Linked DNA regions of Homo sapiens: region 2 is linked to region 1. The links are chromatin contacts, found by Hi-C or POLR2A ChIA-PET in ENCODE. All regions are on one chromosome and are shown on one strand. The core of a region is the stretch at or near the end of the contact, and the rest is flanking DNA. Distances in the headings are between cores, read along the strand shown. Region 1 holds the start of ZNF629 (zinc finger protein 629). Region 2 has its middle 36 kb from the start of MIR4519.

Region 1 (6,600 bases), core at 4,094-6,593:
CCGGGCATGGTGGTTCACGCCTGTAATCCAAGCACTTTGGGAGGCCGAGGCAGGCAGATCATGAGGTCAGGAGTTCGAGACCAGCCTGGCCAATATGGTGAAACCCCGTCTCTACTAAAAATACAAAAATTAGCTGGGCGTGGTGGTATGTGTCTGTAGTCCCAGCTACTCGGGAGGCAGAAGAATCCCTTGAACTCAGGAGGTGGAGGTTGCAGTGAGCCGAGACCGTGCCACTGCACTCCAGCCTGGGCAACACAGCAACACTCGTCTCAAACAAACAAACAAAGAGAAGAGCATTGGGTGAGTTGTTCATGACAGGTGTGGGGGTGGGATCCTCTACATCCCTGCAAGAGCTCCCCTGCCAGGCAGGTTGCTGCCATGGCTGCGATGCCAGCTGATTGAGGGCAAGAGGACATGGCAGCCTTTATATCCCTAGGAGCAGGACACCCAGACTCTTCCTGGAGGATGTATTGGCCCAAATGGGGGTGCCCTGCCCTTCCCAGCTCCTCTCTCCAACTCTGAGGGAGAAGACGGAGGGACTGAGAGGCTCACCCTTGGGTCCCAGACACGCTTGGGCCCATCTGAGCAGGAGAGACGTGTTTAGGATCCACGGTGGCTCTGAAGTCACCGTGCGTGGATTTAAATCCACTCCTGCCACTGGTGACCTGTGTGCAAGTGACTTACCCTTTCTGTCCCAGGATGATAATAATAATGGTGCCATGAGTTGTGGAGGTTTAAGGAGTCATTACATGCAAACACAGTGCCTAGTGCATAAGTGCTCAATAAATGTAACTATGTCAGCAGGCACCATCCTCATGTGTTACTCTGGAGCTGGGCGTGGTGGCTTATGCCCATCATCTCAGCACTTTGCGGGGTGAAGATGGGAGGACTGCTTGAATCCAGGAGTTTGAGACCAGCCTGGGCAATATAGTGAGATCCTATTTCTATAAAAATATTTAAAAAATTATTCAGGAAGAAGTTTTGTGAGGAACAAAAAAATTTTAAATTAAGTTAGCCAGGCATGGTGGCACGCACCTGTAGCTTCAGCTACTTGAGAGGCTAAGGTGGGAGGATTGCTTGAGCGTAGAAATTCAAGGCTGCTGTGAGCTATGATCGTGCCACTGCACTCCAGCCTGGGTGACAGCAAGACACTGTCTCTAAAAATAAAAAATTACTCTGAACCTTGGAGACACAGACTAAGGGGTCCAGAATCTATACCTACAGTTAAACGGGAGTTGGAACATCAGCAGTGAAGGACCATTCATATAATGAAGCCACCTTGGCCTCAGGGTTGGGGACACAGAGGAATGACAGGGATGGTGACCAGCTGGCAGGTCAGTGCCCTGTAAAGACGCAAGCTGCCCAGCAACAGCCAGTTACTGACATGTGAAAATGTGGATCACGTTGCCACATCTTTGGATTTTCCAAAGAAGCAGGAAATTCAGGCCAGGCGCGGTGGCTCAGGCCTGTAATCCCAGCACTTTGGGAGGCTGAGGTGGGCAGATCACAGCGTCAGGAGATTGAGACCATCCTGGCTAACACAGTGAAACCCTGTCTCTACTAAAAATACAAAAAAATTAGCTGGTTGTGGTGGTAGGCGCCTGCAGTCCCAGGTACTCAGAAGACTGAGGCAGGAGAATGGTGTGAACCCGGGAGGCAGAGCTTGCAGTGAGCCAAGATTGCACCACTGCACTCTAGCCTGGGTGACAGTGCGAGACTCTGTCTCAATCAATCAATCAATCAATAAAGAAGCAAGAAATTCAATTTTTAATTTTTTTTTCTTTTTGAGATAGAGTCTTACTATGTCACCCAGGGTGGAGTGCAGTGGCATGATCTCAGCTGACTGCAACCTCTACCAACTGGGTTCAAGCAATTCTCATGCCTCAGCCTCCAGAGTAGCTAGGACTACAGGTGCATGCCACTATGTCCAGTCTCACTCTGTCACCCAGGCTGGAGTGCAGTAGTGCGATCTCTGCTCACTGCAACCTCCACCTCCCGGGTTCAAGCAATTCTCCTGCCTCAGCCTCCTGAGTAGCTGGGATTACAGGTGTGCGCCACTATGCCCAACTAATTTTTGTATTTTTAGTAGAGACGGGGTTTCACCATGTTGGTCAGACTGGTCTCGAACTCCTGACCTCGTGATCCGCCTGCCTCAGCAACCCAAAGTGCTGGGATTACAGGCGTGAGCCACTGCGCCCAGCCAGCCCCAGCTAATTTTTGTATTTTTAGTAGAGATGGGGTTTCACCATGTTGGCCAGGCTGGTCTTGAACTCCTGACTTCAGGTAATCCTCCCGCCTCAGCCTCCCAAAGTGCTGGGATTACAGGCATGAGCCACCATGCCAGGCAATTTTTAATGTGTGTTTTTTGTTGTTGTTGTTGTTGTTTGTTTTTTGAGACAGAGTCTTGCTCTGTCGCCCAGGCTGGAGTGCAGTGGCACGATCTCGGCTCACTGCAAGCTCCGTCTCCCAGGTTCACGCCATTCTCCTGCCTCAGCCTCCCAAGTAGCTGGGACTACAGGCGCCTGCCACCATGCCCGGCTAATTTTTTGTATTTTTAGTAGAGACTGGATTTCACCGTGTTAGCCAGGATGGTCTTGATCTCCTGACCTCATGATCCGCCTGCCTCGGCCTCCCAAAGTTCTGGGATTACAGGCGTGAGTCACTGCGCCCGGCCTAATTTTTTTTAAAATTATTATTATTATTATTTTGAGACTGAGTCTTGCTCTTGTTGCCCAGGCTGGAGTGCAGTGGCGCCATCTCGACTCACTGCAACCTCCACCTCCTGGGTTTTAAGTGATTCTCCTGCCTCAGCCTCCTGAGTAACAGGGATTACAGGTGCACGCCACCATGCCCAGCTAATTTTTTGTATTTTTAGTAGAGACAGAGTTTCACCATGTTGGCCAGGCTGGTCTTGAACTCCTGCCCACAAGTGATCTGCCCACCTCAGCCTCCCAAAGTGCTGGGATTACAGGTGTGAGCCACCTCGCCAAACCATCTTTTTTTTTTTTTTTTTTGAGATGAGAGTCTCGCTCTGTCACCCAGGCTGGAGTGCAGTGGCATGATCTCGGCTCACTGCAACCTCCACCTCCCAGGTTCAAGAGATTCACCTGCCTTAGCCTCCCAAGTGGCTGGGACTACAGGTATGTGCCACCACTCCCGGCTAATTTTTTGTATTTTTAGTAGAGACAGGGTTTCACCATGTTAGCCAGGATGATCTCAATCTCCTGACCTCATGATCTGCCCGCCCTGGCCTCCCAAAGTGCTGGGATTACAGGCATAAGCCACCGTGCCCTGCCCGGACTTTTTTTTTTTTTTTTGAGACAGGGTCTCACTCTGCCACCCAGGCTGGAGTGCAGTGGTGCAATCATGGCTCACTACAGCCTCCACCTCCCAGAATTAAGTGATTCTCCTGCCTCAGCCCAAGTAGCTGTGACCATAGCGATGCACCACCACGCCAGGGTAATTGTTTGTTTTTGTTGTTGTTGTTGTCTTTCTTTTTTTTTGAGACCGAGTTTTGGTCTTGTTGCCCAGGCTGGAGTGCAATGGCACGATCTCAGCTCACTGCAATCTCCGCCTCCTAGGTTCAAGCGCTTCTCCTGCCTCAGCGTCCCAAGCAGCTGGGATTACAGGTATGCACCACCACGCTGGGCTAATTTTTGTATTTTAGTAGAGATGGGGCTTCTCCATGTTGGTCAGGCTGGTCTTGAACTCCTGACCTCAGGTGATCCACCCACCTTGGCCTCCCAAAGTGCTGGGATTACAGGCATGAGCCACCGCGCCCTGCCCAGCTAATTGTTTTTAAGTTTTTTGTAGAGACAGGGTTTCACTATGTTGCCCAGCCTTCAAACTCCTGGGCTCAAGTTACCCTTCTGCCTCAGCCTCCCAAAGTGCTGGGATTACAGGCATGAGCCACCAGGCCTGGCCTTTAGCAATTTTTTCTCTTTCCTGTTTTCTCTTTTCCTTCCTTCCTTCCTTCCTTTTCTCTCTTTCTCTCCCTCCCTCCCTCCTTCTTTTTTTTTTTTTTTTTGCGACAGGATCTCACTCTGTCGTCCAGGCTGCAGTGCAGTGGCTCAATCTTGGCTTATTGCAACCTCTGCCTCCCGGGCTCAAGCGATCTGCCTGCCTCGGCCTCACAAAGTGCTGGGATTATAGGCATGAGCCACTGCGCCTGGCTAATTTTTGTATTTTTAGTAGAGACATGGTTTCACCATGTTGTCCAGGCTGGTCTCAAACTCCTGACCTCAAGTGATCCGCCTGCCTTGGTCTCCCAAAGGGTTGGGATTACAGGCGTGAGCCACCGCACCCAGCTGCCTTTAGTAATTTCTGACCTTTGGTTTATTCTTCCCCCCAGCCTCTCAGTCTCTGGACAGAGCCCTCTGCACGCTCCCAGGATTCCTCTGTGTTTGTAACACATACACAATACCAAACTTCCCAAGGGTAGAAAGCCCAATTTCCATGCATCTCAGAGGTATGCCCACCCCAGTGTTAACCACAGTGCCCAGGAATAATAATGCAGTGTGTTGAACTGAAAGAATCAGGTGGCCTTAAGTACACCAGTCGCTTCTCACACCTTGGTTTCCTCCCCGGTGAAATGGGGATGATGGGCAACCTTATCCCATGGGACTGTGATAAGGAAGACAAGAAAGAAAGGCTGTAAAAATTGCGAGCATAGATAACTTGGACGTTGAGAGGCCACCAGTGTTCCTGGGTTTTTAAAGGTTTCTTCTGCTGTGAGCCGGGTGCCCTCTGAGCTATGAGAAAAGAGGTTCTCCCTCCTTGGCCAGGGAACCCCCACTGGCTTCTTTCCTGCCACCGTGAGCCTCAGTTTCCTCCTCTGAGGGGAGGTGTTTGGAGAAGAGGGGCTGGAACACAGGCTATTGCAAATCCTTCCCGGCTGTGCTTGTTCCTGCAGTCCCAACTCCTGCAGCCATGACTTCCATCAAGCATTAAGGCCATGTTTAGTGCGTAGGGTGTTCCCTCTCAGGTCTGCTCTGCCAGCCCCTGCTCCCACCCCAGCCCCATCCCAGGGTTAGTCCAAACAAAGACTGGCCTCAGGGGATCAGCAGCCGCCAAATCTGAGATAGGGCTTTCCGGGCGCGGCCGGCGGAGCCCCTGCGAAATGAAGAGCGGCCAGAAGCCCAGGGACCCTCGCGGGCATCGGGGCTCTCCCAGATGCCCACGCTGCCTGCTCCCACTGGAGACGGGGACAGGGGCGTCGTCCCAGCCTCCTCCCTGCTCCCACCGCTGTCCCCTTTTTTCCCCAGGCTGCGGGAGGCAAAGGGTTAAATCCCATAGAGCTGATGCTCTGACTCCAGGCTAGAGGGGCCCGGGAAGCTGGGGTCACTTCCTGCTCCGTCCCAGTCACCCTGAACTGGTCCCCGGGTCCTCAGCCTGGAATCACCCCTTGAGAAGGACCCCAGAGTCCTCGGCGCCCAGTCCGTCCCCCGAGGCAGGGCACTGAAGGGGTTAAGTCCCCTGGGGCTGGATTCCGCCTTCCGGCTTTTCCCAGACCCCAGAGCCGTGAGTTGGGGACGCCTGGGTTCCCGGGGGGTGGCCTGGAGTGCCCGGGACGGCCGCCGGGGAACAATGGGGCCCGGGAGGCGGGGGCCGGGAGCCCGGGCCTGAGCCCCCCACCCGCGCCCGGGGCTGTGGCCGGGGTGGGGGCGGGCGGGGGGCGCGGAGGGCCGAGGATTCTGGGAAGCGCGGGGGTCGGTGGCGGGGGAGGGGAGCCTGGGGATTCTGGGAAGAGGGATCGGCCGGGGCCGGGGACCAGCGCTGCCAGCGCAGCCCTGGAGGAGCCTGGCAGTGCTGGAAGGAGCCGGGACCCCGGGGGCCGGGGCAGGGGCGGATGCCCAGGCTCTGTATCAGCAGCGGGACGGGGGTCGCGGCTCCGGGGGAGCAGAAGTCCGGAGCCAAGCGGTGGGGGGGCCGGGCCGGGCGGCCGCATTCCCGCCGCCTCCATGTCAGGGTCACCCTGGGCCGTTCCCCACATCTCTCGGGAGGCGGCTCCTCATTCCCTCCCTCTGCAGTGGGGCCATCGCGAGGTCTCAGGCTGGCGTGCCTGGCGCCTGGGCTCCCAGCGCCTCGGCCTCCCTCGGTCTTCCCACGTCCATGCTCTGTGTCGGCCCTGTCATTAACCCTTTCCCTCCTACTCTGGACCACTAGGGGAGAATTTTTTGGAGACCATCGAGGTCCACAAACTCTTACCTGTCCCGAGCAAACACAGCAGGGCATCCTTCCCGGACCGGACATCAGGCAGCCCCCAGTGTGGCAGAGGTCTCCGCTTCCACCACCCCAAAGACACTTACAGGCGGGGAGGGGGGATTCTCGGAGCTTAAGTAGCTGCAGAGATGAAGAAATTAATTTACTTCCTAAACGCTAACTTCTGTCTCTCCTACCGCTCTTTGGCAGGGTGCAGCCAGTCTTGCTTCACCTTGGTCACCTCTCAGCGCCTCCTGCCATGTCTCCCTTGCCCCACTGCCCCTGTGCACACAGCGCCCACCTCACACAGCCATCCAAAGTTTCCAGGCCCCACCCAGGGATTCTCTGCAGGGTGTAAATGGTGTGGGACCTCCTTCAAGCGCTTTGTTCCTGTGGCCC
Region 2 (6,180 bases), core at 1,906-4,405, 53 kb before region 1:
AATGGCTGGGCGCGGTGGCTCATGCCTGTAATCCCAGCACTTTGGGAGGCTGAGGCGAGCGGATCACGAGGTCAGGAGATCGAGACCATCCTGGCTGACACGGTGATACCCTGTCTGTACTAAAAATACAAAAAATTAGCTGGGAGCGGTGGCGGGCGCCAGTGGTCCCAGCTACTCGGGAGGCTGAGGCAGGAGAATGGCATGAACCCGGGAAGTGGAGGTTGCAGTGAGCTGAGATCGCACCACTGCACTCCAGCCTGGGTGACAGAGCGAGACTCTGTTTTAAAAAATAAATAAATAACATTTCATCCAGGGACTGGCTTGATCTTCCCTCCTCTGGTTTCTGAGTCCCTTAGATGGGCTGTAACTTTTCTTTAATTATTCCTTATTTTATTTACAATTAGCAGTCAGAATAGTATGTTAGGTTCTATCAAACAGAGGCAAGTGGCGTAAGGCAAGTTTCCTCTTGAGTGGCCAGTGTGCTCTTTAGCTAGGTATACCATAACAAGGTACCACAGATTGGGTGGCTTCAACAACAGAAATTTATTTTCTCATAGTTCTGGAGACTGGAAGTCCAAGACCAAGGTGTCGGCAGAGTTGGTTTCTTCTGAGGCCTCTCTCATTGTCTTGTAAATGGCCTTGTTCTCCTTGTGTCTCTACATGGTCTTCACTTTGTATATGTCTGTGTCTAAATTTCCTCTTAAGTGTACCAGTCGTATTGAATTAGAGCCCACCCTAACAACTTCACTGTAACTCAATTACTGTAACCTGCACGGACCTTGGGAGACTGAACAAAGGGGGGTGAACACGGGAATAAAAGACAAAGACAGAAGAGTATATTTGGAAGAAGGGGTCAGGGGGCACCTTGTCTCTGGTGGACAAGGGCCCTGAGCTTTTTTTTTTTTTTTTTTTTTTTTGAGATGGAGTCTCGCATTTGGCCCAGGCTGGAGTGCAGTGGCATGATCTCGGCTCACTGCAAGCTCCGCCTCCCAGGTTCATGCCATTCTCCTGCCTCAGCCTCCCGAGTGGCTGGGACTACAGGTGCCCACCACCACGCCTGGCTAATTTTTTGTATCTTTAGTAGAGATGGGGTTTCACCATGTTAGCCAGGATGGTCTTGATCTCCTGACCTCGTGATCTGCCCGCCTCAATCTCCCAAAGTGCTGGGATTACAGGTGTGAGCCACCATGCCCGGCCAAGGGCCCTGAGCTTTACACAGCCCTCTGTATTTATTGGTAAAAGAGATAACGAGAAAGGGGGACTGGTTGTCGGGTAATTGTCAGTCAGCTGTTTGGTTCACAGCAGGCTTGTGAGACTGTATCCTTCGAACAATAGGCGCTAGATTTCCCAGTAGATAACTTCAAGGAGCCCGGAGCCAGGGAGTGATGGCCCTCAGCAAACCTTTTGGCAGCAGGCGCAGTGTGAGTTTGCTTACATCCTGCATTCATAATAAACAGTTTGCTGTTTGATCATGTAGCCTCCAGTGGAATGCTGAGTTGGTCACAATCCCTGTGGCCTTTTCGGCTCCCAACAAATTACCTCTTTAAAACCCTCTCCAAATACAGTCACATTCTGAGGTATCAGGACCTCTTCATATGAATTGGGGTGAGGGGGCAGGATATACATTCAGTCTACAACACCCAGTATTGAACAAATTTGCAGACCACTATCTGACTATTAAGGCATGAATAGGAAGCCTTACCTACAGGGCTTTTCAAGTGCAGGCAGGCATCTTTCCTCAAGTCAGTCTACCTGTGCAGCTCCCTTCTAAGTGCTCAAGGGTGAGCAGATTAGGTCAGTTCTTCCAGGGCTGTATGTTTATATGTGGTTTCTGGCAGGGGTGGGAGAGATGAGGGAGACCATTAATTAAGGTCTTTGATATGGTTTGGCTGTGTCCCCCCACCCAAATCTCATCGTGAATTATAGTCCCCATTGTAATCTCCACGTGTCATGGGAGGAACCCAGTGAGAGGTAATTGAATCATAGGGGGCAGTTACCTCCATGCTGTTCTTGTGACAGTGAGTGAGTTCTCATGAGATCTGGTAGTTTTATAAGGGACTTTTCCAACTTTGCTCAGCACTTCTTATTATTCCCACCATGTGAACAAGGACATGTTTGCTTCCCCTTCCGCCATGACTGTAAGTTTCCTGGGACCTCTCCAGCCATGCTGAACCGTGAGTCAATTAAACCTCTTTCCTTTCTAAATTACCCAGTCTCGGGTATGTCTTTAGCAAGGTGAGACCAGACTAATACATCTTTCTTCTTCGTCAGTTCTGGACCATGTTTACCCATCCATAGTCACAGGTAGTACTAGACCTTGACAGCCTTCCCCTTGTAAAACTTGGAATTTGATGGCTGGGTGCAGTGGCTTACGCCTGTAATCCCAGCACTTTGGGAGGCTGTGGCAGGTGGATCACTTGAGGTCAGGAGTTTGAGACCAGTCGGGCCAACATGGTGAAATCCTGTCTCTATTAAAAATAAAAAAATTAGCCATGCATGGTGGCATGTGCCTGTAATCCCAGCTACTCGAGAGGCTGAGACAGGAGAATTGCTTGAACCTGGGAGGCAGAGGTTGCAATGAGTGGAGATGATGCCACTGCACTCCAGCCTGAGCGACAGAGCAAGACTCTGTCTCAAAAAAAAAAAAAAAAAAAAACAACTTGGAATTTGACGGTGTAGAACAGAACCTAAGTTCTTAGGCAACAGGTTCACTCTCAAGGGGAAAAACAGAGGAAGAAACAGATATATAGACATACCATTTCTCCTTCCTAATAACTCCATTCCTTCCTAAGTAAGTCAGGAGGTGGGGGAAGGTCAGTAATGTTACACCTGTAGATCTCTACCTGCATAAAAGTAAACATCAGGAGTGGGGAAAATGTGTTCTCTCCACCAGCATAATGCAAGACAGCTGACAGAGTCCTCTCCTGGAGGGATTCCCAAGTTATCTCCAGCTGAGCTCTTTCATGAAACAAATAATATTTGTTTCCTATTGCTGCATAACAAATTACTACGCATTTAGCAGCTTAAAGCCACAACCAATTATTATCTCACAGTTCCCTAAGTCCCACTGTATGGGTGTGACTGGGTTCTTAGCTCAGTCTCAAAAGGGCAAAGTCTAGGTGTTGGCTGAGCTGGGCTCTTATCCAGATGCTTTGAAGAAGAATCCACTTTCGAGCTCGTTTAGGTTGTTAGCCAAAGTCAGCTCCTTGCTGGATGTTGGGTAGTGGCAGCTCTCTGGAGGCCTCCGCATTCCTCAGCACATGGCTGCCTCCTTCTTCAAGTCAGCAATGGCTTAAATGCCCCTCATAACTTCCTGTTCTGCTACCAGCCAGAGAAGAGCTTGCTTTTAAATGGCTACCTGACTAGGTGATAATCTCGGTATCCTAATATCAACTGACTTGGAATTTTAATTACATCTGCCAAATCCTTTCACAGCAGCACCTAAATTAGTGCTTGACTGAATAACCAGGGGACAGGAATCTTGAGGGGAGCATCTATTAGAATCCTGTCTGTCACACCAGGGAATCCCACTCTTTGCCCCAGACCCTGCGAGAAGACAGTTCCTCTCTGCCACAGGTTTGTTAGGTCCTAATCTAGCCCAATAGACAAGTGTGGTACACATTCTGTCCTCTAGAGAGGCCACAGTCAGCTCTTCGGCTCATTCATAAATTCTTAGCAACTTTGTATGAACTAGGAAAGAGGTGCCCTTTCCTTAAAACAATGTACTGTTATCTGTTGGAAATCTGTTGCACTAACTATACAAACCTCTTGTTTACCTGGTAGTGAATGGCACCCACCTCCAGGAGTTGTGAGTGGCCTTGATCTCAGTAGATCCTGTGGACTCAAATACACCCTGTGCTTTGCAACCACTTGCCCACCCTGGCTATTGTCATAGAGACATTTTTTTCCCAGAATCTTTCTGACATTCTTCATTGATTTATCTGTTAACGATTTGGGGAAAGTTTGAAATAAAATGGCTATAACTTCCTGAAAATGCTATAATGCATTATTAATACCCAGAAAAAAAATTTTGCCACTGGTCTGATATAATCTATTTGGGGGTTTTTTTTGTTTGTTTGTTTGTTTGAGACGGAGTCTCGCTCTGTCACCCAGGCTGGAGTGCAGTGGCGTGATCTTGGCTCACTGCAACCTCCGCCTCCTGGGTTCAAGCAATTCTTGCCTCAGCCTCCTGAGTAGCTAGGACTACAGGTGACTGCCACCAATCCCTGCTAATTTTTTGTATTTTTTTTAGTAGAGACAGGGTATCGCCATGTTGGCCAGGGTGGTCTCAAACTCCTGACCTCAAGTGACCCACCCACCTTGGCCTCCCAAAGTGCTGGGATTACAGGCATGGGCCACTGCGCCTGGCCTAATCTGTTTGTTTATACTCATAAGCAAATATCCAAAATCCTCCAAGGAGCAAACCCTGAAGTAACTGGAATATTAAGGCAATAATGGCAGCCACTAACGTTACTCAGTGCCTCTATCTATCTATCTACCTACCTACCTAGCTACCTACCATCTATCTCTGATCTATATGTGTATACTATATACACATACACTCACGTAATCTCATTTAATCATCACATTCCTTTTGGGTAGGGATTATTATGCCTACTTACAAATAAGAAAACTGAGGCTTTGTAATGTTATATTATTTACCCAAGGTCACAGATAAGAAGAAGCTGAGTCAGGATTCAAACCTCTGTCATCCATTTCAAAGCCCATGCTCCTAACCACTTTGGTGGAGATTAGCTGAGTGCCTGTGCCCTGAATTGAGACCTCGGGCTGTTCAGTGGTGAAGCCAGTGGCCCAACCTGGGACAGGAAAGAAGCCAAGCCTGGAATGTCCTGGTTCTATTCATGAAAATAGCCTGAAGGGAAAAGTGTGGTAGGGAATTGTTTGTAGCTAAGATAGCCAGTAGGACTTGGAGAGAAGTCCATAGAGGAGGAAAAATTGTAGGGCCCTGCATTGTTCACCATTATGTCTCCAGTGGCTGGCACCTTGTTGGGACTCAGTTAGCATGTGCCAGTCAACTGACTGGCCACCTGATCAGCCAGACAGCATGCCTGGGAAAGCTCCTCTCTGCACTCTGCCTCTCTGATGTCTGTTCCTGCTACCACCCCCTGCCCTCTTCAATAAACTAACTCATTTGAATCATGTCCTATGCTGCAGGCCCAGTGCTAAGTGCTTTATCTGCATCTTCTTATTTAAAGTCCTCACGGCTGGGCTCAGTGGCTCACGCCTGTAATCCCAGCACTTGGGGAGGCTGAGGTGAGTGGATCACCTGAGGTCAGGAGTTTGAGACCAGCCTGGCCAACATGGTGAAACCCCATCTCTACTAAAGATACAAAAATTAGCTGGGCGTGGTGGTGGGCGCCTGTAATCCCAGCTACTCGGGAGGCTGAGGCAGGAGAATCACTTGAACCTAGAGATTGCAGTGAGGCAAGAGGCTCTATTGCACTACAGCCTGGGCAACAAGAGCAAAACTCCGCCTCAAAAAAAAATTATTATCACCTTTGTCTTTGTACCACTACCCCAATATCCTTGAAAATATCCTTACTTTCTGGAATGAACAGGATGCTATAGACCCATCCTGATTTTTCTTGTCTCAAGAAATGTAATCAGCTACCCTCCAAGAACTCCTGGTTATTTTAATGGTAAACACTATTAGGCACCAACAACTGGGCATTAAGGATATACATAAGTGTCAGTAGGGTGGCAAAGTTTCACTCAGTGACGAGAGTTGAAAAAAAATTTTTTAAAGAGATGGAGTCGGCCGGGCGCGGTGGCTCATGCCTGTAATCCCAGCATTTTGGGAGGCTGAGGCAGGTGGATCACGAGGTCAGGAGTTCAAGACCAGCCTGGCCAACATAGTGAAACCCTGTCTCTACCAAAAAAATACAAAAATTAGCCAGGTGTGGTGGCACGCACCTGTAGTCCCAGCTACCCAGGAAGCTGAGGCAGGAGAATCGCTTGAACCTGGTAGGCAGGGGATGCAGTGAGTCAAGACAGCACCATTGCACTCCAGCCTGGGTGACAGAGCAAGACTCTGTCTCAAAAAACAAAAAAAAAAATACAAAGAGATGGAGTCTTGGCCAGGCGAGTGGCTCACACCTGTAATCCCAGCACTTTGGGAGGCTGAAGTGGGTGAATTACTTGAGCCCAGAAATTCAAGAC

The links. Hi-C counts contacts between places; a loop is a spot of excess contacts on that map. ChIA-PET counts read pairs that join two places held with the same protein, here RNA polymerase II (POLR2A). Pooled maps may share reads with other maps.
Region 2: a loop to region 1 is called in a map of stomach, with 3 times the contacts of the local background. The contact joins the enhancer-like site here to the promoter of ZNF629 in region 1. A Hi-C loop is called at or near these places in 5 of 168 maps with a recorded cell type or tissue (Caco-2, PC-9, spleen and 2 more), 1 of 37 single-sample maps with no recorded cell type and 7 of 50 pooled maps. POLR2A ChIA-PET finds 5 or more read pairs at or near these places in 18 of 52 experiments (A549, B cell, CD4-positive, alpha-beta T cell and 14 more).

What each region holds. Positions count from the first base shown.
Region 1 is chr16:30,785,948-30,792,547 of GRCh38, reverse strand. ZNF629 (zinc finger protein 629) reads left to right here and starts at 5,343. Exons shown (of 3, transcript NM_001080417.3): 1 at 5,343-5,520. RefSeq lists an enhancer at 5,274-5,393.
Region 2 is chr16:30,836,691-30,842,870 of GRCh38, reverse strand. It overlaps a transcript of BCL7C not described here. Among named protein-coding and RNA genes, the nearest start is that of MIR4519, 36 kb to the left of the region's middle. Within about 2 kb of position 3,155, at least 6 of the 41 ENCODE cell types and tissues checked have a DNase peak (open chromatin) inside an H3K27ac peak, as active enhancers do; they include PC-9 and stomach, where a contact is called at or near this core.